Linked DNA regions of Mus musculus: all the other regions are linked to region 2. Evidence: chromatin loops called from intact Hi-C (ENCODE). Cell type or tissue: heart. All regions are shown on one strand.

The links. A loop is a pair of places that touch in the nucleus more often than their neighbours do. Peaks named below come from ENCODE experiments on the same cell type or tissue, not always from the same donor. Only the 100,000 strongest peaks of a DNase experiment are listed, where the experiment ranks them.
Region 1: it touches region 2 in a loop (4-fold over the local background); 14 of 42 quality-filtered maps call a loop at or near these places.
Region 3: it touches region 2 in a loop (5-fold over the local background); 37 of 42 quality-filtered maps call a loop at or near these places.

What each region holds. Positions count from the first base shown.
Region 1 is chr8:94,580,674-94,588,673 of GRCm38, reverse strand. Psme3ip1 (proteasome activator subunit 3 interacting protein 1) reads left to right here. Exons shown (of 8, transcript NM_028221.4): 4 at 573-671; 5 at 1,229-1,350; 6 at 5,660-5,790. Among named protein-coding and RNA genes, the nearest start is that of Psme3ip1, 17 kb to the left of the region's middle. In heart, a CTCF peak has its summit at 4,033 (motif pointing right); no DNase peak of the experiment used is centred here.
Region 2 is chr8:94,327,288-94,335,287 of GRCm38, reverse strand. It overlaps Slc12a3 (solute carrier family 12, member 3), which reads right to left and starts at 6,080. Exons shown (of 25, transcript NM_001205311.1): 1 at 5,775-6,080; 2 at 4,765-4,911; 3 at 3,562-3,637; 4 at 1,966-2,061; 5 at 1,616-1,755; 6 at 1,157-1,267; 7 at 204-315; 8 at 1-7. The coding sequence starts at 6,050. It also overlaps a transcript of Nup93 not described here. In heart, CTCF peaks have their summits at 1,763 (motif pointing left) and 4,412 (motif pointing left); DNase peaks (open chromatin) are centred at 4,355 and 4,849; H3K27ac peaks cover 267 bases; H3K27me3 peaks cover 2,044 bases.
Region 3 is chr8:94,487,991-94,495,990 of GRCm38, reverse strand. It overlaps Nlrc5 (NLR family, CARD domain containing 5), which reads right to left. Exons shown (of 49, transcript NM_001033207.3): 14 at 7,340-7,408; 15 at 6,410-6,478; 16 at 5,569-5,661; 17 at 5,083-5,166; 18 at 4,421-4,510; 19 at 3,616-3,660; 20 at 2,873-2,950; 21 at 1,638-1,721. Among named protein-coding and RNA genes, the nearest start is that of Mir7072, 13 kb to the left of the region's middle. In heart, CTCF peaks have their summits at 3,379 (motif pointing right) and 3,854 (motif pointing left); DNase peaks (open chromatin) are centred at 3,400 and 3,780; H3K4me3 peaks cover 520 bases; H3K27me3 peaks cover 2,462 bases.

The DNA.
Region 1 (8,000 bases), 250 kb before region 2:
GTATGAGGGTGTCAGATGCCCTAGAACTGGAGTTAAAGACAGTTGTGGGCCACCATGTGGTTGCTGGGAATTGAACTCAAATCCTCTGGAAGAGCAGCAAGTACCCTTAACCACTGAACCAGCGCTCCAGCCCCTCATTTAACTCTTTAATCTTCGCAAAAACTCTGCCAAGAAGGTGATAACTGTCCTCACTAGAGGCTCCCAGGGTGAAGTAAGCTATATGAATTCTCCACAGCAGAACCAGTACTCCGTATTTACCCTCCTCCCCCCACCATAGCGCCTGCCAGGAGATTCTGCTAGTTGCTTGCTTGCTACAAGTGGAGGGGCAGTTTGAACTGAGATGCTGCTAATAGGTTTGAACTGGCTGCCCATCCAGTTAGTAACGTGACATTAATAGTTGTCTTTGAAAACCGCCTGCCCCCTTCTGTATGAGGTGCAAAGGGAAACTAGACTTTGTGTTATTTTCACCCTCAGATATATAGAGACTTAACTATTTTTCCAACTCTTTGTGATTCCAAAATAATATGAAACAACCTAAATTCTGTGTCTCCTTTATCCCGTGTCCCTTTCAGAATGTCCAGAGGAGGCGTATGACCCTCGGTCTCTGTACGAACGGCTGCAGGAACAGAAAGACAGGAAGCAGCAGGAGTATGAGGAGCAATTCAAATTCAGTAAGCTTCTGAAAATGGACGTTTGAGGGACTCACTGAGCCTTTTGATGTACTTTAGCCTCGTGAAACCATCTTTGTTACTAGCAATAGAATATCTTGATTATCCAGCCTCCAGGAGCTCAATTCAGTGGATAAAAGACCATCTTCTGCCTTCCTTCTGACTTAGAGCTTAAGATATGATTTGAATTCTGTGCTAATTTCTAGTAATGTGAGAAATGCTTTGACTTGATGCCATGCTATTTATTAAAATTATGGTGTTTAATAATTCTTCCTTGTAATTGCCCAAAGAATCTGCTGCTTGTTTAAAAAGGAAAACGGCCAGCAGTATGGTTCATGAGTACCAGTGCTGGTTGTGTGAGCTAACAACCTGCGTTGATCCCCAGATCCCACAGTTGGAAGGAGAGAATCGACTCCCAAGGGCTATCCCTTAGCCGTCACGTGTGTGCCCTGGAGCATGTGCACACGCACCGAACACAGAATAAACGTGTGGGGAGGGAAGGTCAGAGAAGGTTGTTTGTCTCAGTCTCCTTAGTGCTTCTTGTTCACTTATTTCCTCAGAAAACATGGTAAGAGGGTTAGACGAAGATGAGACCAACTTCCTTGATGAGGTTTCTCGGCAGCAGGAGCTGATAGAGAAGCAGCGGCGAGAAGAAGAACTAGAGGAACTGAAGGAGTACAGAATATCCTTTGTGCTTAGAGAGAAATGCCTCGCTTTCCTCAGGAGTATAAAGAGGCCTTCCACCTGGCCCTTACAGTTTGTCAGCACTGATGTCTCTGATTCTGAGTGATTGATTGGCTGTGACTAGTGGGGTGTGTTGTATGTGCATATCTATTGTAATCAAAATTCCATGTTTTTCAGGATTAGCCAGGCATAAATTCTCACAGTCAGTAGCGGGGTATTCTTGCCTTGTAGAATTAGACTTAGATGGGCGTTGTAGCCAATCTCACTGGGGAGACATTATCACGTGAGATTTAAAAAGTCATGTTTCTGGTCTTTTCTATGTATGTGCACACAGTGCATGCTTACTGAAGTCAAAGAGAATCTCATCCAGTGGCCCTCTCTCCCACTGCTTTAGGCCCTTGGATAGGCTCTCTGTGAACCTGAGCCCTGCTATGCCAGCTAAGCTGCCTGGCCAGTAAACTCCTAGGGTCTGCCTGTCTCCACCATGCCTGGTTTGGACAGTCATGCTCAGGATTGGAACTTAGGTCCCCATGCTAGCCCAGACAGTTACTGAGCCTTCTCCCCAGACCTAAAAGGGCCTGTTCAGAAACACTCTGCTTACTCTTCTGGTTTTAGCAAGATTAGACTATCCTCCCATACACTGCGAACTACTCCCGAAGTGGGCTCAGGGAACAAGGACAGTCATTTTACTTTGACTTAATAGTGCCTTGTTGGAAACATCTACTTGTATAACTTTCCCATTTTCCTGAGATGGTCTCACTGCATAGACTAGGTTGGCCTTAAAGACTCTTGCTTCTTGAGTGCTAAAGTTACAAATGAATACCATGTGCCTTTGAATGTCTTACTAGGCTCCTGCACGTCTTACTTAGATGATGAACAGTCGTCAGTTCATGCCACATTGACCCCAGTCATGCTTCCCTCTATTATAGCCTTTCCCACCTTCCCTGTCTCCTCTACTCTGCCTTAGCCAAAAGTACGTACGAAGCGTTCTCCAAACCTCTCTAAATCTTGTTGTCTTTCTCATCACTCTAGACTTTCTTCTGTATTGCTAGGGTTACTACTAATTGGTTTCCATTTCTCTTTGCCCTAACAATCTGTTCTTTGGGCATAATGGGAAATTGTAAAAGTTATCTGGCAGCATGTAACTTTGAAATACTCCAGTGATTTTTTTTCCTCCCTGTGGCAGTTAGTCTAAAGTAGACCTCTTTTTGAGACAAGATCTCACTGTTTAGCTCTGACTAGACTAGAACTCACTTTGTAGACCAGGCTAGCCTTGAAATCAGAGAGATCACCTTCCTCTGCCTCCTGAGTGCTGGGACTAAAGATGTGCACCACCATGCCTGGCTCAAGTCTGCATTCGTTCATCAGTCTCTGCAGAGCTCTGCATGACTTATGATAAATCTCCTGGCCTGGTGTTCTGTAGCCACTCTTCCTGACGTTTACTCTACTCTAGCCTCTGCCCTCCTTGCACATCAAATGGATTCTATTGCAAGGCCTCAAATTCATGGTTTCCTCAACCTGAAATGCCCTTCCCTCAGATTTCCCAAGGCTAGCATTTCATGGCTTAGGACTCAGCTCTGTATGCCTTTCCTCAAGCACTTTGTATGGTTGCAGCTTCTGATTGCTGTACCATTACATCCTGTTTACCACCAAATGGTATTACATGTAGTGTTATCTGGGAATTTATACATTCTAAGCACGTACTCTATTGAGCTACCCAAGCCCCATCATTTTGTTTTAAATAGGGTACATGTTCATTTGTTTGCCTGGCTCTTTTTATCTCTTTACTGCTAAGATGTAAAATAAGTTCTGTAACAACCAGAATGACTGAATTTTTTTTTCCTGGTGCCTGGAATATTGTAAATTCTCAATAAATATATAAATAAATGAGTATATAGCCCACAGGAGCTATTGATAGTCCATCCTAACTTTTACCCATCTACAAGGAAGCCTATTTGGATATTTTAAGCTTTGTAAGTTGAGTAAACTCACTGTTCTGTTTGAACATGCTTCATCAGTGAATTGGTAATTGATGGTAGGACAGTCAGTGTGCATCCTGGCTGGCTTGGAATTTACTATGTAGACAAGGTTAGACTCAGGGACAGAGGTCCACCTGCCTCTTTCTCCCCAGAGCTTAGATTAAAGGTGTCTGTCACTATGGCTGGTTTGATAGTAGGATTTTCTGTTTGTACTAGCTAGTATTTTCCTGCAGAGTGTATATACAGTAGGTCCACTAAACAGTAGTGTGGGCAGCAGTGTGGCCAGATACTCTGTGCCTTAGTGACAAAGTTATAAGTAGAAACTGCAATGTACTAATGACTTTGACATTTTTTACTAGGAAAATTAAGTCTCTTGTTTCAACCCCCCTCCTACCCTCTCACCATCCCAATAAAAAGGAGCGTTTGGGGCTGACAAGATGATGACTTGAATTTGATCTCTGGGACCCATATGGTAAAATAGAGAACTGACTCCTGCAAGGGGCCGTCTTACCTCTGTACACTTGTGGGAAACATGCATCCCTGAGTGTGTGTTTACATGTAATTTTAAGAAAATGAAGATTGAGGGGTGGCAAGGTGGTTCAGTGGTAAAGACATTTGCCACCCAGCCTGGTGTGTGTGATGAGGTAATCTCTGTTTCTCCATCTTTCAATGGCTTCTTCTTGGGTGTCTTGGGCACTAGATGTCACTGTTGTGCAGTAAGGCACTGCTGCATCCTAACAGCTGTCAGATATTTACCCGCTTAGGAAGTTATGAGGAAGAGCCTAAAACGGAAGGAACATATGCTAGCGGAGAGAACAGCAGGGGTGACAGCCTGTGAGCTGGTGATGACCATGATGTGACAAGTGCCCTGCTTAAGGATTTTCTGCCTTTAGTGGTACTGGGGAGTGAGCCTAGGACCTTACATATGCTAGGCAGCCTCGCTAGCACTGAGCTATATCCTAGCCTTTTTTCTACTTTTTATTGTGAGAAAGGAAAGTTAAAAGCTCTGGGATGGAATGTCAGTCAGAGCTGGGAGCATAAGTACTGGCTGCAGGCTTTGGTTCAAGTGCATGCTGAGAGTTGATGCAAAGTTACCCCTCAGTTTTAGCTGTAAACAATTTTTTTTCTTGGTTTTTTTGAGACAGGGTTTCTCTGTATAGCCCTGGCTGTCCTAGAACTCACTTTGTAGACCAAGCTGGCCTCGAACTCAGAAATCTGCCTGCCTCTGCCTCCCAAGTGCTGGGATTAAAGGCGTACGCCACCACTGCCCTGCTCAGCTACAAACTTAAAACTGACTCTTCTGACCCTCTGCCTTCTGCCCAGAGGACAGCAGAATAACAGGATAGGTTGACACAGCTGTGGCTGGCTTGACCCCTCTATAATCCAGAGTAGGGCTTAACACTCTCAAGTAGCTGGAATATAGACCTTCACCAACAGGTCAAACCTGTCTGTCTCTCTCTGAGCCTCTCTCTGTGTGTGTCTCTGTCTCTGTTTCTCTCTCTGTTTCTCTGTCTCTGTGTCTGTCTGTCTGTCTCACTCTCTGTCTTTGTGTCTATGTATGTCTCTGTCTCTCTCTGTCTCTCTGTGTGTGTGTGTGTGTGTGTGTGTGTGTGAGAGAGAGAGAGAGAGAGAGAGAGAGAGAGAATATGCATGTGGAAAGTTAGAACATTTTATAGGAGTCTTTTCTTCCTTCTACCATGTGTGTTCTGGGGATTGAACTCAAGTATTGTGGCAAGTCCTTTACTCCCTGAACTGTCTTGGCAGTCACATAACAAAGATCTTAAGGAATATAAAGGAAATTGAGAAGTTATTATGACTTCCTTAGAAATAAGTAACTAAGTCTCACCTTTGAAAGGTGAAATGCAGTTTTGCAGAATGTCCTCATGACTGTTGGTGACACTCAGATGAGAACCATAAGCAGCAGCTTGTCCTGCTGGTACAGCACATCAGAACACTTCAGTGAGAAGATCATAAATGCTACAGACATAGAACGGGAGTCCAGAGGCCGTGTTCAAAAGCATAGGCAGGGCTGGGTGCAGGTGCATTCATGAGTGTGAGGCAGCAAATTACTAAGACCTGACCTTCACACATGAACGCAGTGATACACACGTGCCTTCATTCACACACACATGTACACACACACATGTACACACACATACATACATACAGGATCTGGTGCTTTAGATCTAGATCCCAACCATTTGGGAGGCCAAGTCACATTTAAGTTCTGCCGAGGGGCCAATGGATTATATTTGTTGTCCTCTGGATTTACTTTCGCTCTGGAGCATTTCTTCCTTTGGTTAATCTGACCCTTAACCTGTAACTCACAGTAATCTCAACAAGGTTGGAATTTCTGCAGAAAATAAAGAAGTAGAGAAGAAGCTGGCCGTGAAACCCATAGAAACCAAGAACAAGTTCTCCCAGGCAAAGCTGTTGGCAGGAGCTGTGAAACATAAGAGGTCAGCGAGCGTGTGCCCATGGTGAAAATCTCCTCTGGCCACATAGTCTGAAATGCCACTTGCAATGGTGCCCAGAGCAAGTGGTTATTCAGCATGTTGCTGGGACAATGCTCCAGTGTGCTTGCCTTTCTCTCTCCCCTGCCAGATTTAGTGTCCCGGTAGCCTTTGCTCCTAGCCTGATTGGATCACTCATTCAGCTGACATACAGCTCCTTTTCCCTGAGCACCTGCTGGAGGTTAGATTTCCTCTAATGGCCTCACAAATTGCTCTCCCCCGTTCCTCAGAGTATTGGTTATTCTGACCCGTTTTACAGATGGAAAGACAGCTGGAGAGTTGAAGAACTTCTGTCCACAGTTGTCAGTAATAAAGCAAGAGTTCGGTGCTGAGCTTTGTATCTGTAGGCAGACGAGGCAGCAGATGCCTCAGGATTGCTGCTGGTGATGGGGTAACAGCATCTCGGAGGAGCACAGCTGGAAGTGTGCTTCCTGAAGCTAGAGAAGGGCTTAGAAAGATGTTGACAGGGTAGGGCACCGGGACTCTGGACAGGCAAGGGAGAAGAGACCCAGAGAACAGCTGCTGCAGAGGCATTGAGAGAATGGGGCAGCTGTGACAGGTTAGAGACCTGCCTACCGCTCACTCTGACTGACGTGGGAGTAGCACTGCTGGAGATTCTGATAAGTTCTTTGTCATGTTTGCTCTTCCCTTTTCAAATCCTGAAATGGCACCAAAGTGATTGAATCAGCTTGACCAACCAGACCGTGGGCAAAATGCTGTAAAGTGCAGTCTATTAGGAAAATCAATATGGTGTATTGGCAACCAGCCACATATTTTGAATAGAGTGTATTGATGCAGCCTTGTGGTTTGGCACATCCTCTATCTGCTGCAGATGTTCCTAGGAACACTGAGCACATGTAAAATGTCATCGTGGTACAGCAGCAGCAGGGGGAGGATTGTGGTCAGAGAAGAAGCCTTAACAAACCATGAATCTTTAAACACCCCATGTAAGCCTCCCAAAGTCCACCAGCTCTCAGGAGTCAGACCTGGGCCAGTTTGATGAGTCTCCAGGTGGGCAGTTACCTCTTAGGTACTCTTGCACTGCCAAATGGTGTTTCAGCTGTCTCCCTTGATCAGTCTTTATATCATACTTAGGAAAGGATCTGTTAGCTTATTTGGTGATCTGTATAGAGTCTCTCTTGGGTTTTCAAAATGCATCACTTAATGTTGCTTTCAAAGCAAGGTGACACATTAGCCTCTTGGGGCAGGAGTTTCTGAGCTTCTCTGCCTTGGTTTATTAATGTCAGTAATGTGGACTCCTAGGCTTCACACCAATTCTAGTTTAGTAACACACACACACACACACGATTAATACGTTATAATCCTAGCATCTTAGAGGCTATGAAATACGGTTCTTAGTTTTTCCTTACTAATCCTAACTTAATTGTGTTGTGGTATTGTGGTTTGTATATCCTAATTTTTATTTTAAAGATGGAATCTCCCTGTGTAGCCCTGGCTGGCCTGGATCTTGCTCTGTAGACTAGACTGCTCTTGTGCTAGTATCCCAGGTGTGCTCCACCATGCCTAGCAATCCTGGTTCTTTGGCAGGGCTATAGGCTATGTCACTTGTTCCTGGAGTTAATGTTCTAAGGGACTTTGAGGAGAATCTGTGTTGGGTCTGACTCTCTCTGCCTATGAATCAGGATGTAGCTTTCGGCTACTGCTGTAGCGCCATAAAGCTGGTGTGCTCCTTGCCATGATGATAACGGACCAAACCTCTGAAACTGTAAGCAAGGCCGCAGTTAAGTGCTTTCTTGTAAGAGTTGCTTTGGTCATGGTGTCTCTCCACAACAGAGCAGTGACTAAGACCTCAGGGTTTTAGCTAGCTGTAGTTAGGCTGATAGTGAGGAATAGTGGTCAGAGCGCCCCAGCCTGTTTGATGCTAGTATTTGCCTTGATCCTTCCTTCCTTTTTTTCTTTTGTCTTTCGAGACAGGGTTTCTCTGTGTGGCCCTGTCTGTCCTGGAACTCCACTCTGTAGATGAGGCTGGCCGCAAACTCACAGAGATCCACCTACCTCTGTCTTCCAAGTCCTGGGATTCAAGGCATACACCACCATGCCCGGCTGCTGTGGTCCTCTTTTTATCCATGCTTCTGGGGGTGGGGGTGAGGGGGCTACAGCACTTCCATTTATAATCTTTCTGGGTATTAAGTTAT
Region 2 (8,000 bases):
ATGTCCCCTGGAAAAACCAATGCCTAAGTCAGAGCCACCCACAGGGCTTAGCCATCTAACTGGGCCCAGTCAAACAGCAGTGGGATACCTGGAAGCCTGTGGCCTTGGGAGGAGATCCGGCCTCTTGTGCCCATGTAAGGAGTCAAATACACAGACCCCCATCCACTGAGTCACCGCCAAGGGAAGCTCCTGACCTCACGTACCATGGTAGCTGTAGAAGCCTTTAGAGGCTTTGTCTTCAGATGCTGGGATCAGTGTGCCCACCAGGTAGTTGGCAAAGGAGACCATGATGACAAGAAAGAATAGCACCTGGGCCTGGAGTAAAGGACACCGGAGGTCAGCCTTCAGGGGCCTGCAGGGTCACTCACTCCCTTACCCACGTGACTGCCTCCTCATCTCAGTCAGACAGTGAGGAGTCAGGGACGTGACAGCGAACAAGTTGATCTGAGACTAGAAACAGGAGTTATGATGGAGTCAGGTCGGGGGCTACGTTAGCAGAGTGTTCATTCCCAGCAGCAGATACTGTCAAGAGGGCGGCTGGAGAAGCACAGAACCACCTGGAGACTGAAGAGCCAGGAGGCCAGAGAGCAACATGGAGAAGCAAGGCACGCAAGCCAGGCCCCTGCCAATCAAAGGCTCCCCCTGGGCCAGCCTGCTGGCTATAGCCCAGTGATTCTTTGGTTTCCTGATATGTAACCTCTGACATTTGGCTGAATACAGGATTTAGCAGGGTTGAAGAACACATTTTCTTGCCTCCCTTTGTAGCTCTGTGTGGCCAATAGGGTGTGAGCAGGAGTTATGTGCACAACCTTTGGCTTAGCCTAAAAGTGTGGCTAGAGAATTCCCTTCTTTTCTTTCACTCCTCCCTGCCCCTCCACCTGGACCACAGATGTGACAATGGTGGCCACTGTGATCCAGGTCAATAAGGGCCACATTCGGGGATGGACAGGTCACAGGATGGAAGGAATCTTCACGCCCCTCCCCTGCTCCATGGAAACCACCATGCTAGCCCTACACCACATCCTTAGGAGGGTTACAGGACGTCTCAGGGTTTTTCTTTTATCCTAGTGGCCACACTTCAATCCTAGTTGATACACTAAGAAGAGGCAAAGCCAGAGCCAGGTCTGCCCTCTCCCACCCAGCATCCCCTCCTCACCTTGGACTCCCACTCCATCCCAGCCAGCGAGATGGCCAGCAGCACAGTGACCGTGACCACACCGATGATGCGGATGTCATTGATGGGGTCTACGATGGGTGTGCCATACTCCTGAGTGGGGGAGCAGGCCAGCTGTGTGTTCAGTCTTCACATCTGTTCCTCCAGAACCCCAACCCCACTCCACTTAGGGCATACCCTCCCCCAAAGGGCTACTGTGTGGTCATGGACAACATGGCCCAAAGGCAGCATGCACCCCAAAGGGGGCTTGTGAGGATGGTCTATACTTAGTAAAGACTTTTATTGTCACTCAAAGTGACAAGATGTAGCGTTGGTCACTGGTAGGGAAGGTTAGGCAGGAGAAGGAAGGCCCGGTTCAGTGAGGAGCAGTGTGTGTGGGGGAGGTGCTGGGGGGTGGAGGGGGGTTGTCCCACTCCCTCTGCCCCATGCCAGGTCCCTCACCTGCAGTAGGTCCCTTACGGTTTCTGCAAAGCCCACAGTGTGCATGGCCACACCCACAGCATTGGCAAAGGCGAAGATGAGGCCAATGGAGCCTCCCAGCTCTGGTCCCAGACTCCGGGAAATAAGGAAATAGGTGCCACCTAGCGGGCAGAGCAGAGGGCCAGAGAAGAAACTGTAGTGCAAGAGGGGCAGGACCAAGGGCCACAAGGTGGACAATGGAGACCAGCTTGAGAGGTAAAGAGCCCCTACAAGTCCCCATCAGAAGCAAGGTGGGCATGACAGGGTACGCCAGGGGTGGGGCAGTAGCTCAGAATGCATGGTGTCCAGATAAAGATGGTCCCAGAACTCACCCGACTTGACCTTGCCATTGGTAGAGATGGCGGAGATGGAGAGGCCGGTGATGGATGTCACCATGACCGACAGCAGGATGATGAGCCAAGTCAGCACTGTGTGGGGGTGAATGAATGGGAGCACCCCAAAACTCAATCAACACACTTCTCAGGTCAGCCCCCTCAATCCCCATGTGACCCGAGTCCCTTTCTCTGAGCCTTAGTTTGCCACCTGAAGAACTGTGGGTCTCAGTCAGAGGCCGAGGTGCAGACCTGCCACCCCAGAATTTTGGAGGTAGAGAGTTCAAGGCCAGCCTGGGCAATAGAGAGAGAAGCCCTGGGCGTGATGTCACATGTATTTAATCCCAGCATTCACAAGGCAGAGGCGGGTGGATCTCTGTGAGTTCAAGACCAGCCTGATCTACATAGCAAGTTCTAAAACAATCAAGTTTACATAGAGAGACAGAACTCACTTCAAATAACAGCAACCCCCACAAAAAGCCCCCAAATATAAAACTCACTAAAAATAAAGACTAGAGATATAGCTCAGTTAGGACAATAAAAGTCTATTAAATAGCACAAGGCCTGGGTTTGAGCCCTAGTACCACATAACCCAGGCATGGTGGCACACACATTTAATTCTAGGAGCTAGAAATCCTGGTAGCTAGAACTCTAAGGTCATCCTTGGTTGTTACATAGTGAGTTTGAGACCTGGGATATACAGGAGTCTGTCACAAAAAAGCCAGAGCACCTGGGAGTTAGCAAGGTGCTTGGCTCACAAGCAGGATGATCTGAGTTTGGTCTCTACAGCCCACACCAAAGTCTAGGCAGGGTGGCATGCACCTGCAAGCCCAGTACTGAGGAGGCAGAGATTGGAAGATCCCTGGGGCTTGCTGGCCAGCCAGTCTAGTCTAGTTAGTGAGATCTGGGCCAATGAAAGATCCATCTCAGAGGAGGAGGATGGCTCCTGAGGTAGATGTCTGAGGTTTTCTCTGGACTCTGCACAATCAAATATAAAGATGCACAAGACAGCATGTGACACACACACACACACACACACACACATCTACCTCCCCAGACTAAGATAAGGTTGGTTTGTCTACTTTCCTTGGTGAGTTGATTAATAGCAAGTTCATGTGCCAATGTGTGAATAGTTTGCAGGCACAGAAAGAAAGTCGCCCCCTTTGGCAATATAAAGAAAGCAGTAGTTACCATGTACTGAGAGCCTTCAGGTACTAAAGCCTAGGCTGCCTTCCAGCACCTTGGAAGCTGCACAGCAGCTCTGGAGGCAGGAACTGTCATCAGACTCGTTTTACCCACGAGGAAACCAAGGCTCAGAGATGGTTGGCACTCAAGGCTACCCAGCATCTGAACTCTGGTCTTCTAGAGTCCCAGTTCTGAGCACAAATACTCTGCGCTAGAAGTCGGCTTGCCGAGGTACCCTGACACTGCTGACTCTGCATCCAATGGTCTCTTCCACTCCACCCCACCCGTGGCTGCTGCCATCTGAGGGTGTGCTGGGAAGGAGCGGACCTAGCCTGGAGTCTCTACAGCCCAAGGGGTTGGGACCAGAATGCAAGCACTCGTGCATTCCCTTCTCCTTGAGGTGGCACTCACCGATGCCCGCCTGCGCCGTAATCCAGGGGAGTCGCAGGTAGAGGATCACTCCCCAGATGTTGAGCATGCAACGGATCTGGCAGGAGAGTGGGGTTAGAGGCTTCCTGAGGGCCAGGTGCCCAAAGCCAAAGCCTCGTGTGCTTGTTCCCAGGTCTAGGGGACACCTGATGTTTCTTGTGCTCTCCCTCCCATGGGATCAGACTGCCTGGCTTGGGGGTGAAAGGGGAGGACAATTTTTATCCCACCTCCTCCCACTCTGCCGTGGAGGCCTGGCCAGCCACTGCCTTGGGCAGCTTATTGACCCCGGGCATAGTATTCTGAAGGCATCAGCAAAAGCCAGGGGAAGCCAGCACCCCACGTAGAGCAGAAATCAAAGCTCAGGTTGCTTCCATATTAAAGGCAAAGCCAGAGGTCATCACTGGGGCTGAAATTCCAAATGGGAGGGTCCGACAAGGCCTTTGGCCCTGCCAACTACTAGGGCCAGGTAGGGACGTGTGACCTTCACACTCATGAGATTTCTGGGGCTCACATCTGCTGAGATGAAAATCAGGGTGTGCCTGGTTCTGGCTAACACAGATCAGGGGGGTGTCCCAACTCTGAATGTGGAGCCCCCGGGGAGGGGGTGAAGGCTCTGGTTCTGCTTTCTCCTGTACCCCATCCCCACATCTTTGTAGAACCCTATATTGTCTTTCAAAGTCAAGGGCATTGAGTCTTTACTTCCTGAAGGGTTACTTATGCTTCATACTACAGCTAACACTAGGCTGTACCATGGTATGCGATGGGAGAGGAGGGATTGTCGATGTGTATGTTAGTGCTGCCCTCTAGTGGCCATGTGGGGAATTTCTTCTAATAACCCCCTAGCAGGCATTGATCCAAGAACTCTCACACCTAACAACTATTTTAATGCTCAGTTTTACGGGTGAGGAAACTGAGGCAGGAGTAGCTAAGTAACTTTCCTAAGGCTACAACACTAGTGAGTAGCTAAGCAGAGATCTTCTTAGGATTGGGTCTTGGCCAAGAGCGCCCAAGAACTGTGGGAAGCCAAATACAATTAATTGGAGGCCACTGCTGATGGGGAAACTGAGGCCCAAACTGAGCTCCAGGTCTAAACTGCTCACTAGGGCCTGAGAGTCAAAGCTGAGGCTGAATGGGGCTCTACCCCCACCCTGTCTAGACATCAAGCTCCGGGCCACAGCCACTCACCATCACCCCCTTGACCCAGCCGAAGCGAACAGGTTCTCCAGGGCTCTTCTCACTGTTGGTGCCTGTCTCATCTTCCACAAGTCCATCAGTCAGCTCACGACCTTGCCGTCCATCAAAGGCCAGGGCATGCAGGTGGCTACCTTCCTGCTGGGGGCCCAGAGACCAATAGGAGTCAGGCAATGGGGGTTAGGGGCTGGGTGTCTGTATTCAGTCTTGCCTGCCCCACTTTGCCACACAGGCAGCCCTTGGACAGCTTCCTGGGTACAATGCTACTCGAAGCTTGGAGAAACACCAGAGAGAGCAAGCAAGCTGAGCATTCAGAATGCTTCTGCTCCGGGAGGCTCCTCCCCTCTAGGGCAGAGGGCTGGAGTCTGACAAGCCTGCAGTCTGAGAAGTGACACGGGATGGGAGGTGAAGCAGTATGTCACACGCCACACACCAGGTCTCTGACACAGAGAGTCTTGAACCCAGGCCTGGACTCCAGCATGGTCATCTTCTATTTCGTATTCCTACCAACCGCAGCCTACTCTGGGACCTTCATCCCAGTACCTATCTCAGCATCCCTATTCAAACAAGGGGTCTTGTTTGGTCCCTTCAGAGGGAAGCTTTGAAACACGGAAGAGTGTTAGAGGTTAGAACATCCAACTGTTGGTGAAACCGTGAGGTGACAGGGATTGGACCCTCCAGCCTCCCAGACAGCGAAGCCGATGAGCTAATATTTGAGAGGGCTCACCATGCTCCCTCCCTCCCTCTCACAGTCTCTCCCAGCGGTGTGCAACCTGCATTTGTATAAGCAGCAGGCTATGCTATCATTGTGCTGCCGGTGCCTGGACAATATGTATTACTTGTGCCCCCAAGCTTCATGGCACCTCTGTCCACTATTCATTTGGGTGTCTTGACCCTAGAGGAAGATGCCCAGTCATTTTCACAACACGAATGACAGAACATGTTGGGCAATCATGCCAACGTTACCCAGCCAGGAAGCGGCCAGTCTTTGAACTTCTGCTTACCTTGAGGAATGAATGCAGGTCAGCCAGGGTGGGCCGCACCTTCCGGGGCTCACCGGGCAGAGCGCTGTTAGCATAGTGTTCGTAGGCCGGCACCACGTCTATGGTGTTGTAACCGAAGGTGCGCATGTATAAGGTGCTGCCGTGTGTTAAGTGGCTGGGCTGGCTGCTGTCACAGGCAGCTGGTGGGGGCTCATCGCCTCCCATCAGTGTGCTGATGGTGAAGCGCCCACTGCACAGAGCATCGCCAGGCAGCTCTGTCACGGGGAGCTCTGCCATTATGGCTCTGGGTATCAAAGGAGGGGACAAGAGTGGGCAAGGGCACTGAGGGTGGCTTTATAGGCTGGGAGGAGGCGGGAGCTTGGTCCAGACCGCCCATGGCAAGTGAGCAGGGTCTCTGCCAGGGTGGGGGGCGGAGCCATAGCAACTGCTGTCCTGCCCCCATTTATCTGATCATTGACACAGGGGCCAATTTGGAGCAGGAGGGCTGGGCTAGAGCCAGGGCCACATCCCTGAGTCCTGCAGTAGCCCTTCTAAGCCTAGGGTAGCAGAGGTTCTGCAGCTAGGACCCAGGAAGCAGCAGACATGAGAGAGGACCCAGAGAAGGCCTGCTGCAAGGTGCCTACCTACACTGCAGGTTAACAGTCCTCGTGTTGGGCACAATGTATTTCTTTCATTTTATTTACTAGTTTGAATGGATGTCATCTTAGGACATGCATATAAAAAAAAAGGAAGTCTGCCTTCCGATCTCCATCCCTCACAGTCTCAGCGTCTTTCCTGATACATTTCAATATACATAAGCCATTGTGATTAGTGGCCTCAAGCCAGACCTGCAGCCACCTCTTGACTGACAAACCTTGAGAGCTTGGTGCTGGCCACTGGCCTCTAGGGTAAACAGGCACAGTGCAGCCTGACCTACACATTCACAGGCTGGCCTACGGGGCTGTAGTTTGGAGCCCAGAGCAACTGGTCTTTCCCTCCCTGGAGCCATGCATTGTTCCCATGAAGTAGGAGATCTGGTCAGCAAAGGCTCCTAAGCCATTGCAGGGGCATTGCCCTGGGGTATGAAAGACACTCTGGGTCTTGATGATGAACTAGTGGATGTTGGATGTGTCCTAAGAAAGCAATGGACTTGTAGCTGTGAGGGGTCCCAGAGTCAGCCCTTACATTAATGGCCCCACCCATAACTATCTTTCCCTAAGAGGCTGGGCGTTCAGTAATCCATGGCTGTGGGGCACAAAAGCCTGGCATCCTGCCCTGTCTCTGGAACCACCCAGTGTTTCCCTGAATCATCTGAGGCTTAGGGCTACCCTAAAGCCCGCTCCCTCTGCCCTCCCAGACACATGTCCTGAATTTGCTCTCAGTTACTTCCCAGTGAGGTGACCCAGCCCCTTACAAGAATAGGAGACGACGGTACATGCTTCTTGCTGCTTTATTGACTATAACAAAGATTTGGAATCGACCTTGACAATCAACAAATGAATGGGTAAAAAAAACTATGTATATGTATAAACCATGTATACATAAGTTATATAAGTATAAATTATATATATGCATGCTACTTGGCTATCAAGTTAAAATGTTTTCGGGAAAATGGACAGTCTCAGTATGAATATTAGGTGAGATCATACAACTTCAGAAATAAACCACACACTCTCCCTCCTGTGGAATCTAGCCAAAAATATATGTATGCATAAAAACAAAAGTACCCGTGGGTACAGTATAACATGAAGAAAGAGCATAAGAAAGGCTGAATATAAAGGAATGAGGAAGGATGGCACAAAGAGCAGGACACAGAAAGGGGACAAAAAGCTGATGTATTCCTAGTTCTAACTCCGTCACAGTTTTTTATTTTTTGATTTGGATGGTGGACAATTGCAAAAAATACATTTGACACTAAAGGTGTAAAATTTAACATGAAGCTCTATAGCTTCTGTTTCTATGCCAATTCTAACTGTATAGAAGTTCACTAAGTTGTACTGACCTTGGGTATGGTTAAATTTTGTTTGAATATTATTATTAACTTGCAAGATTTTTTTTTTCCAGACAGTAATAGTCCTGGCTGGCCTCTAATTCACTTTGTAGACCAGGCTGGCTTCGAACTCACAGAGATCCTTCTGCCTCTGTCTCCCAAGTACTGGGATTAAAGGCGTGTGCCACCACATGTGGCACAAGATTTTTTTTTAATGAAATTTAAAATAAGTTTATGGAATTTAAAATAAGATCTGA
Region 3 (8,000 bases), 160 kb before region 2:
TGGCCCAGATGGGCCTCAGGGGGCTTCTCCACTGTAATGCCTTAACAAACACACAGTGTAGCAGATGCTGACTCTCTGTAACTTTTTTGAAACATTGTCTAAACTTATTCTAAAGGAATTTGTTTAAAAGAATCAGTTGGGGAGGGTGACATCTGAGATGCTCCCTGGGACCTATGTGGTGACCTGCGAGAACCGATAACCATGAACTCCACTGAGTTCCACTGAGTTCCGAGAGTAAGCACCACAGCTCGCACACCCTCGTATGTACACAAAATAAATAGAATAAGCTGTAAAAAGAAACAGTGAACTGAGGACTGGTGAGATGGCTCCAAGGGCAAAGATACTTGCTCGCTGCCAAGCCTGACAACTTGAATTCAATCCCTGGGATATGACTCGTGAAACTTCTCCTCTGACCTCTGAACACACACTGCACGTGTGGGTACAACACACCCCCTCCCATCCCCAAACAATAAGTGAATAAATGTAATAAAATGCTTTTAATGAATTGGACTCACACGACCTGACCCTGAGAGAAAACCACACTGTCACTGAATAGTAATTAGCTGCAGGGAGATCTCCCATGGCTGGATTCAATCCTTTCAGACGATGCAAACCCCTCTTTCTGGGTGTGTTTTGTACGGAGAAGTGCATAGGAAACACACCTGAGGTCTACACGGATTAGCTTGTCCAATGGTCTGGAATTGATTTGAGGTGGAGCCAGAAGTCAGGGCATGAGGTTGCTACAACCTGGGAAAGCAGGTTTGATGCAGGTGAGACTATAGGCTCACTAATCGGAAAATCCAAAATCCAAAGTCTGTAATAGTTTGAGCGCTGATGTCACACTGCAAGTGGAAAATTCCAGTCCTGACAGGTCCCAGCCCTAAGTGCAGCAGGTCCATTATAGAAACGGGATATTGCTTTCAGAGGGCTTACACGAAACGAGTGAATGTTGTGTTTAGACCCGGTTCCCTTTCCCAAAGTATCCCATTCTGCATATGCAAACATTCCAAAATCTGAAGAAAATTTAAAACCCTTCCAGTCCTGAGTATCTTGGATAAGAACTACACAACCAGAAAGTAAAAACATAGTATACAATGAGCGAGAGGAGGACAAGACTGTGACAAATGACACCATGATTCGGTGAGAGGACGGGTTTGCTTAGCGAGGGGCTCCAGCCTACAGTTTTTAAAAAGGTTATTCTTGTATAAGAATCTTAACACTGACTCCCAAGGAAAGGCTCAATGTCTTGTTCACAGAAGTAGAAACTGAAGTACAAGGACTCAGCCAGCTTCCATGTGGCTGAGAGAACTCCTGGTTATGGTCAAGGGCCTGGTTGTTCTGAAGTGTGAGGTATTTCAGGGACAAGGGGTTCAAAGGTGATGAGATTAGCCATAGAGGCAGGATGAAGGAGAGACTTGTGTGGGGCTCTGAGACAGAACTCCATGTGGTCCAGTACTTGAGGCTCCTGGGAGAGGGCCTGACCACTGATGGGTCTCATAACTGGCAGAGTAGGGCTGATTGGTCTGGTGGAAGAAGGCCGTCAAAGATTTATCAAGTCTCCCCTATAAGCCCTCACCCAGTTTTCTGCACAGCCACCCAGCCACCCTGTGCACTCCGGGTTTTGTCTTATTACTTACTGGACTTCCAGAGGCCCTGGGCTCTTCTCCAGAGTGGCACAGAGGAAGGTAAGGCTCGTGGGTTCCAACTGACACTCTTGAAGGCTGAGAGAGGGAAGAGGATGGGGCTTCAGAGAGGACCCTTCTTCTATCAGACACCCTCCCCAGAACTGCAGGCCTCAGGTGCCTCTCCTATGCCCCGCAGAGCACACTCCCCTTCCCAACTCTCCTGTGACCAGCCATCACGATATCTACATCAAAGCTGCTCCACGTGGTGACTCCTCTCTGTCCACCACCTCTGCCGGAGCCCAGGCCTCATCTTCACTCACCTGGATTCCTTATCACCTCTGACTTCCACTCTCGATGTCACAATCCATCACCACCCTCTGAGGGTCTCACCTTTTTTTTAATTTGTAAAATGTGTTTTGCCTGCATGCATACACATGCACCAAGTGCATGCCTGCTGCCCACGGAAGACGGTGTCAGACCCCCTGTTATTGGAGGTAGGGATGGTTGTGACCTGCTGTGTGAATACTGGGAACCGAACCCAAGTCCTCTGCAAGAGCAGTGAGTGCTCTTAACTGCTGGATCCTTTCTCCAGTTCGTGTTTGATCTTTCAACACTGAGAATCTAATGGGGCCTCCCCACTGCTCAAAATCCACTGCTTAAAGCCCTCAGTGGTTCCTTAGTACCCTTAAGTAAAAACTGAACACCCCGCCCAAGCTCTGCTGCTATGTGCTCTAGCTACACTGCAATGCTTCCAGACGTGCCCTCATCCTGGCCTTTGTTCATGTTGCCTCTCCTGCCTGGGGCATGACAAGTTCCCTCTGAATAGCTCTGTTGGCACCAGCTTAGGCATCTCTTACTTAGGCAGCTCTGATGGGAGAATGCCAGGTCTCAGGAAGGTCTTCTAGCCCCTTGTGGCCTAGTTGGGAAATCCCCTAGATCCCCTTGTGGCCAGACTTTTCTGGAGTATGACATAAACCCCTTTCTAGAAATGAAAGTCTCAAAAGCAGACAGAGAGAGAGTCAGGGTGGGGGAGAGTGGGTTTCCAGTGTGTTTCAGAGATATGACAATCTTCTCTTAGGAGAGTGTCAGGCCTTAGCTCCACTGAGGTGATCCAAAGGGCCCAGCAACCCCCAGAGCTAGGTCCCCTGTCCTTTTCTTTTCCCATCTCTCAAACTCTTTTAATTTATAACCCCGAGCTCCTGGCTCTGCCCAATCCCTGACCCCTAAAGAAAAGTGGGAAACAGTACCAGAAGCTCCGGGAGGTGTACCGCTGACTCAGCTCCAGTACCTGGACTCCAGTCTGGAATTTTGGTTCTAGTGCATCCCTTGGAGGGGGAAAAGCATAGCAAAAAGAAAGCTTGAGCCACACCTGGGGGGCTCCCACGCCCTCAGGACTTCCACACCTGGAAGGGATCTGGAGATTTGATTCCAGCCAGGCCCCTCATTGTTCAGGTGGAGGAACTGAGATCCATGAAAGGGAAGCTGGGGCGAGGAAAATCAACAATTCACACCCGTCCAGGGCAGCCCCCAACCAGGTGAGTGGAGACAGAATGGAGTGCCTCCCCTGCCACCACTTTGTCAAAACCGTATTTCTGTCTCCCTGATCCACAATTCTTTTGCCCTGAGATCCCGCAGAGACCCTAAGCTAGGGAACCAAGAGCACCTAAGCCAGGGGCTAGCCTGGCTTCTGATCGCCTGCGTTAGCTGTGGTGAAGTCACTGCCCAGCTGTGTGGACAGCCTCCAGGGTTCGGGCCATGACGCCTGTTGCCACCAGGGGGCAGCTGGAAGAGCCTGTGAAGTGCTAAATTGGAGTTAGCCTGGTTTTGCAGGGGCTTGCTGACTAGTTAGCCAAGCTGCCCCAGAGACCTCGCCAGACCTGGCGGTCATTCTTGGGCACCAAAATGTCTGTCAGGGTGGAGATTGTGCATCCACAAGAAGCAGGAATCAGAGCTACAGGCTAGCTCGACTGCCCAAATCTCCTCTCCTCACCTGCTGGTCCCAGCTCCTCGAAGGAAGATGCAGTCACTCTCAAGGCTAAAAGCGAAGAGGAGGAAGCTGGTTGAGAAGAGGCCAAGGGTCCCCTCCCGAGAAGGGCTTAAGGGACCAGGAGATAGCCTGCCACCCAGGGACTATAGTAACAATGGATCAATCGACAGCCACGGTTAGTCTTGGTTGCAGGGCTCTTGGCCTATTATTTCAGCGCCCTCTCGTGGTAAAGCAGGAGAGAAGGCAGGCTTCCATGCTCTATCCAAATAAGGACATAAGAACCCTAACGTTAAGGACCAGCATTGGCCACCTGCCACCACACCTCTATTCTTAGGATTCTCAGGGAAGGAGGAGAAAGGCAGAGGGTTTTTACAGGCTTTTTATATGGGGGAGATCCAGGGCTGTGGGTTGGCTGGTGCCTTCCCCTCCAGCTTCATAAACTCTGGAGATGCCAGTTAAGCCAGTCCCTGAGCCCCGAAGGCCACCAGCCAGCCCCTAGTTTGCTCAGGAGTATCTAAGGACAACCTGGAGGGTAAGGGAGAGTGGAAAGATGTTTGTCCCAAGGAGAGTTTGGAGAAATTTGATTGTTCCTGGTACCATGGAGCCACAAACTTTACTGATTCATTCATTCATTCGTTCGTTTGTCCATTCGTTCATTCATTTATTTCATTCACTAATCCTAGCACACCTTCACTGCACCTGGTATCATCTAAGATCCTGAGGATGACCCCAAATGACCTGTAAAAATGAGGCCTCAGCAGGGGCTTATGAGAGGAGGGAGAGGGTGGGGGACAGGGCAGCCACTCACCTGACATCTAAGTGGAACACCCACTGCAGGGAAGACAGACACTGGACCAAGCTAAAGACAGCATCCATGGACAAGCCATTCCTGCTGAGGCTGAGGATCACACAGTGACAGTGGTGAAGGACTCAGACACGCTCTCTGAATTTCAGAGCACAGGGCCAGTGATGGGAGTGTCTCTGGCCGCAGATGGCAGACCCCAGTGAACCCCCAGGTGACCATCACAACCCTCCCCCCCAACTTCACTGCACAGCTGTGGAGATGAGCTAGGCAGGTAGGAACTTGCTCAAGGTGACAACTGGAGCCCAGAGCGCCCTCTGAACTCTATTTTGCCGCCTGATAAGGGAATGGCGGGACTCAGGGTAAATTAAAAATGGGAGGAGACTCCTTAACAGGAGCGGGAGGAAAGCTATCTCTTCTCCAAGGAGACACAAAGGAGCTGCTTGGAGAAGGCCTGAAGCAAACGGCGGGGCCCTGAGTTCTTTGAAGTAAGTCAGTGTTTAGTCAAGCCAGGGGGAGGCCTTGTTGAACACTTGCCTGTGTGTTGCTGTGGGAAGAGGGCTCATACGCACTTTCTGGTTACATCTTTACTGTATCCAGAAGAAGACCCGAACAACCCCTCTCACTGGTGGGAACCCAGAGGCCTTGGGGGGTGGTTAGTTGCTTACTTCAAGGACTTCAGGGGACCCAGTCCTGGGAGCAGCTCGGTTAGCAGGATCACTCCTTTGCCCCCCAAAGAGTTGTCTGATAGGCTGGAAAGGAAGAAGCAAAGGTTAGTGGAGGATGTAGGTTCTGCTTTGGCAGCAGTGTGGTCACCTGGTTCCTGGGACCAGGAACCCAATCTAAGCACTACGTCACAACTCTGCACTTCACACACGGGACACTTCCATCCCCCTACCCCCACCATTCTTTCTAAGATTTGTGGTCTTCTGGGAGCCAGACATGGCTGCAAAGGGCACCAGTGTGAGATGTATATTTGGAAAGAAAGTCACTGTCCCTCCCCCCTCGCCCCCCAGGTCTCTGAAGGGTCTCTGATGTCAATGAGAAAGAAATCTGGGGATCAGACTCTTCAAAAGAAAACAGGACACCTGCATTCTATCACCAAGCAACACTCTACTGTCCCCACCGCTGCCTTTCTGGAATCAAATACTCACTCAAGATGATCCAGGTTGTGGGTCTGGCAGCTGGCTCTCAGTGCCTCACAGAGCGTCTCTGTGTGCTTGGCCAGGAAGCCACAGTGTGTCAGCCTGCAAGGGGCAAGACCCACACAGCTCTGCAGTGCCCACCAGACACTGTATCCAGAGGAAAGCTGCCCCTAGTGGGCAGAAGGGTGGGATTGTGGTACATGGCATTGAGAAAGGCAGGAGGACTAACACACAGCATGCCCCAAATAGCAGAGAGGCATAGGGCTGGGGTTGGAGAGAGAGAGAGACAGAAATAAACAAGAGAGCAACAGAGACAGACAGGTTGAAATAGAGACAGAGACAGGTAGAGATTGCATCAGGGGTAGTTAGAGATAGACATAGGCAGAGACAAAGAGACACAGAGTGACAGTGGCAGAGACAGATAGGGACAAAAAGCAAAGACAGAGGAGAGATAAGAATGAGGACCTTGGAGAAAGAAACAAACTGTGAATGAGATAGGCAAGGAGAGAGACAGACAGACCAACCGACCGACAGACAGGCAGGCAGGCAGGCAAAAAGAAGGTGATGTTGATGGGAAGATGCAGAGCTGAGGGGAGCCCAGGCTGATGCCCAGAACTGGGGATCAGAGGCTCATGGCTCCCCTTTTCTCAGTTCAGAGTCTCTCCAGCCCAGGGTGCAGGGTACAGGATAGGGCTGCCTAGACAGTAGGAGGAGACGGAGGGATGGGCTATGCAGGAAACAAGAAGTTGACAGCCATAACTCCTTGACATGGCAGGTTGTGGTGTCTTCTGGGGAGCCTTTGAGACAGGCTTAAGGCTTGGGGACAAGGAAGGGAATATTGCCATTGTACCTGATCCTTCGAGATCTCTGGGACAACTCGGAGGTCACAGGAGACACGAAGCTGATAAGTGGTGCCCTCCTGGAGGAACACATAGCAAGGCCAGACTCAACACATCTTGCCTCTGGTTCCAGGGTCCATTGCCAAACTCACTGTCAACCTTTCAGTCTCGGTGCTTAGCCAGGGTCGTGAGACTTTAGTCTGGCATGTGACTGGGGCTAGCCTCTCTCTGGGACTAGTTTGGCACATGTGAGTTGTCTCAGTCTAGTGCTAGCTAGCTGTACACTTACATTGAGTAAGTGCTCAATTCACCTTGGTTATGGTCACCATTAATATCATTGTCATTATCACCACAGGGGATGGTAGAGATGACAGATCCCCTCCCACCAACCTTCAGAGTTCAGACCCTATGCAATATGCAATAGCCTGTGATTAGACACACAAGACACAGAGCTAAGCCTCTGGCCATGTGCTGCAAGTCCCTCAAAGGAGGGAAACATATACCCCTTTGCCAAAGGAAGGTAGGAGTTCTGGCCATATCAGAACGCCATGCCAGACAGACTACTCTCAATATTTAGGCTAAAACCTTAAGCTTCCATTGAATAATTATTGTCTAGCCATCCCAGCCTGGCCTGGCATACCAGTAGTCTGCCCTCTGCTCCTTTTTCATCAGACCCATGTCTCCCGCCACACCTGCTCACTGCCTGACCCATGGTGAATTCTTGATCAGTATTTCAGACAGGATCTCATGTATCTTAGATGCCACCATGTTTGACTTGTACAGTGTGGGGAAACTGAGCCCAGGGTTCCATGCACTATCACACAAACACTCTGTCTTCTGAGATACAGAGATAGGCCTACTTTGTGAGTTCCTATCTAGGTCTTCCTGGGTCAGGGAGGGCACATCTCCACCCCAAAGAGGTGCACATACTGGGTCCTTACCCCTTGCAGCTCCCCTCCTGCTCCCTCGGCTCCTGGGCAAATGTGAGTACCACGGTGTTGTTTAGCAGGCTATGGAGAAGAGACGGGTAAGGGAAGGTTACTGGCACCACTAAGGCACCACACCTGCCCAAACTAAGCCCCTTCCTATGACTTCCTATGAGGCTGTGAAGTGTGATGCTTTCCTGCTACAGAGGCTTCAGGGTTTTCCTGTTCTGGTTTGTCTCTCAGTTTACAGCGTGCCCTCTCTGCCTTCCCTGGGTGGGGTGGGGGTGGGGGTTTCCTCAGATCCTTGCAACACTTTGGGATGTGGGTGCTGTCTCCCATGACATGCTGTATATCTCAAGGATCACTGCGAATGAGGCCCCCAATCTACTATGTGAGAGAATCTGGCTTCCCTCCAGCCCTTTGAGGGGTGCATGAAGCAGACCCTTCATACAGCTGAGAACCAAGAATGAGGCTTTCAGGAAAGCACTGACATTCGTTCACATCTGTCCTCTGCCCCTCACACTGATAGAGATAGGACTGTGGTTGGACCAGGGGGCAGGAGGTCACAAGTCACTTGGAGATTGTTCTCAGGAGAAGCTGGGAGGAGACCAAAGGAAGTTGAAAAGAAGAGGGCCCACAGGAGCTGGGGACACACAGGGCACTGCATAGTTTGTAC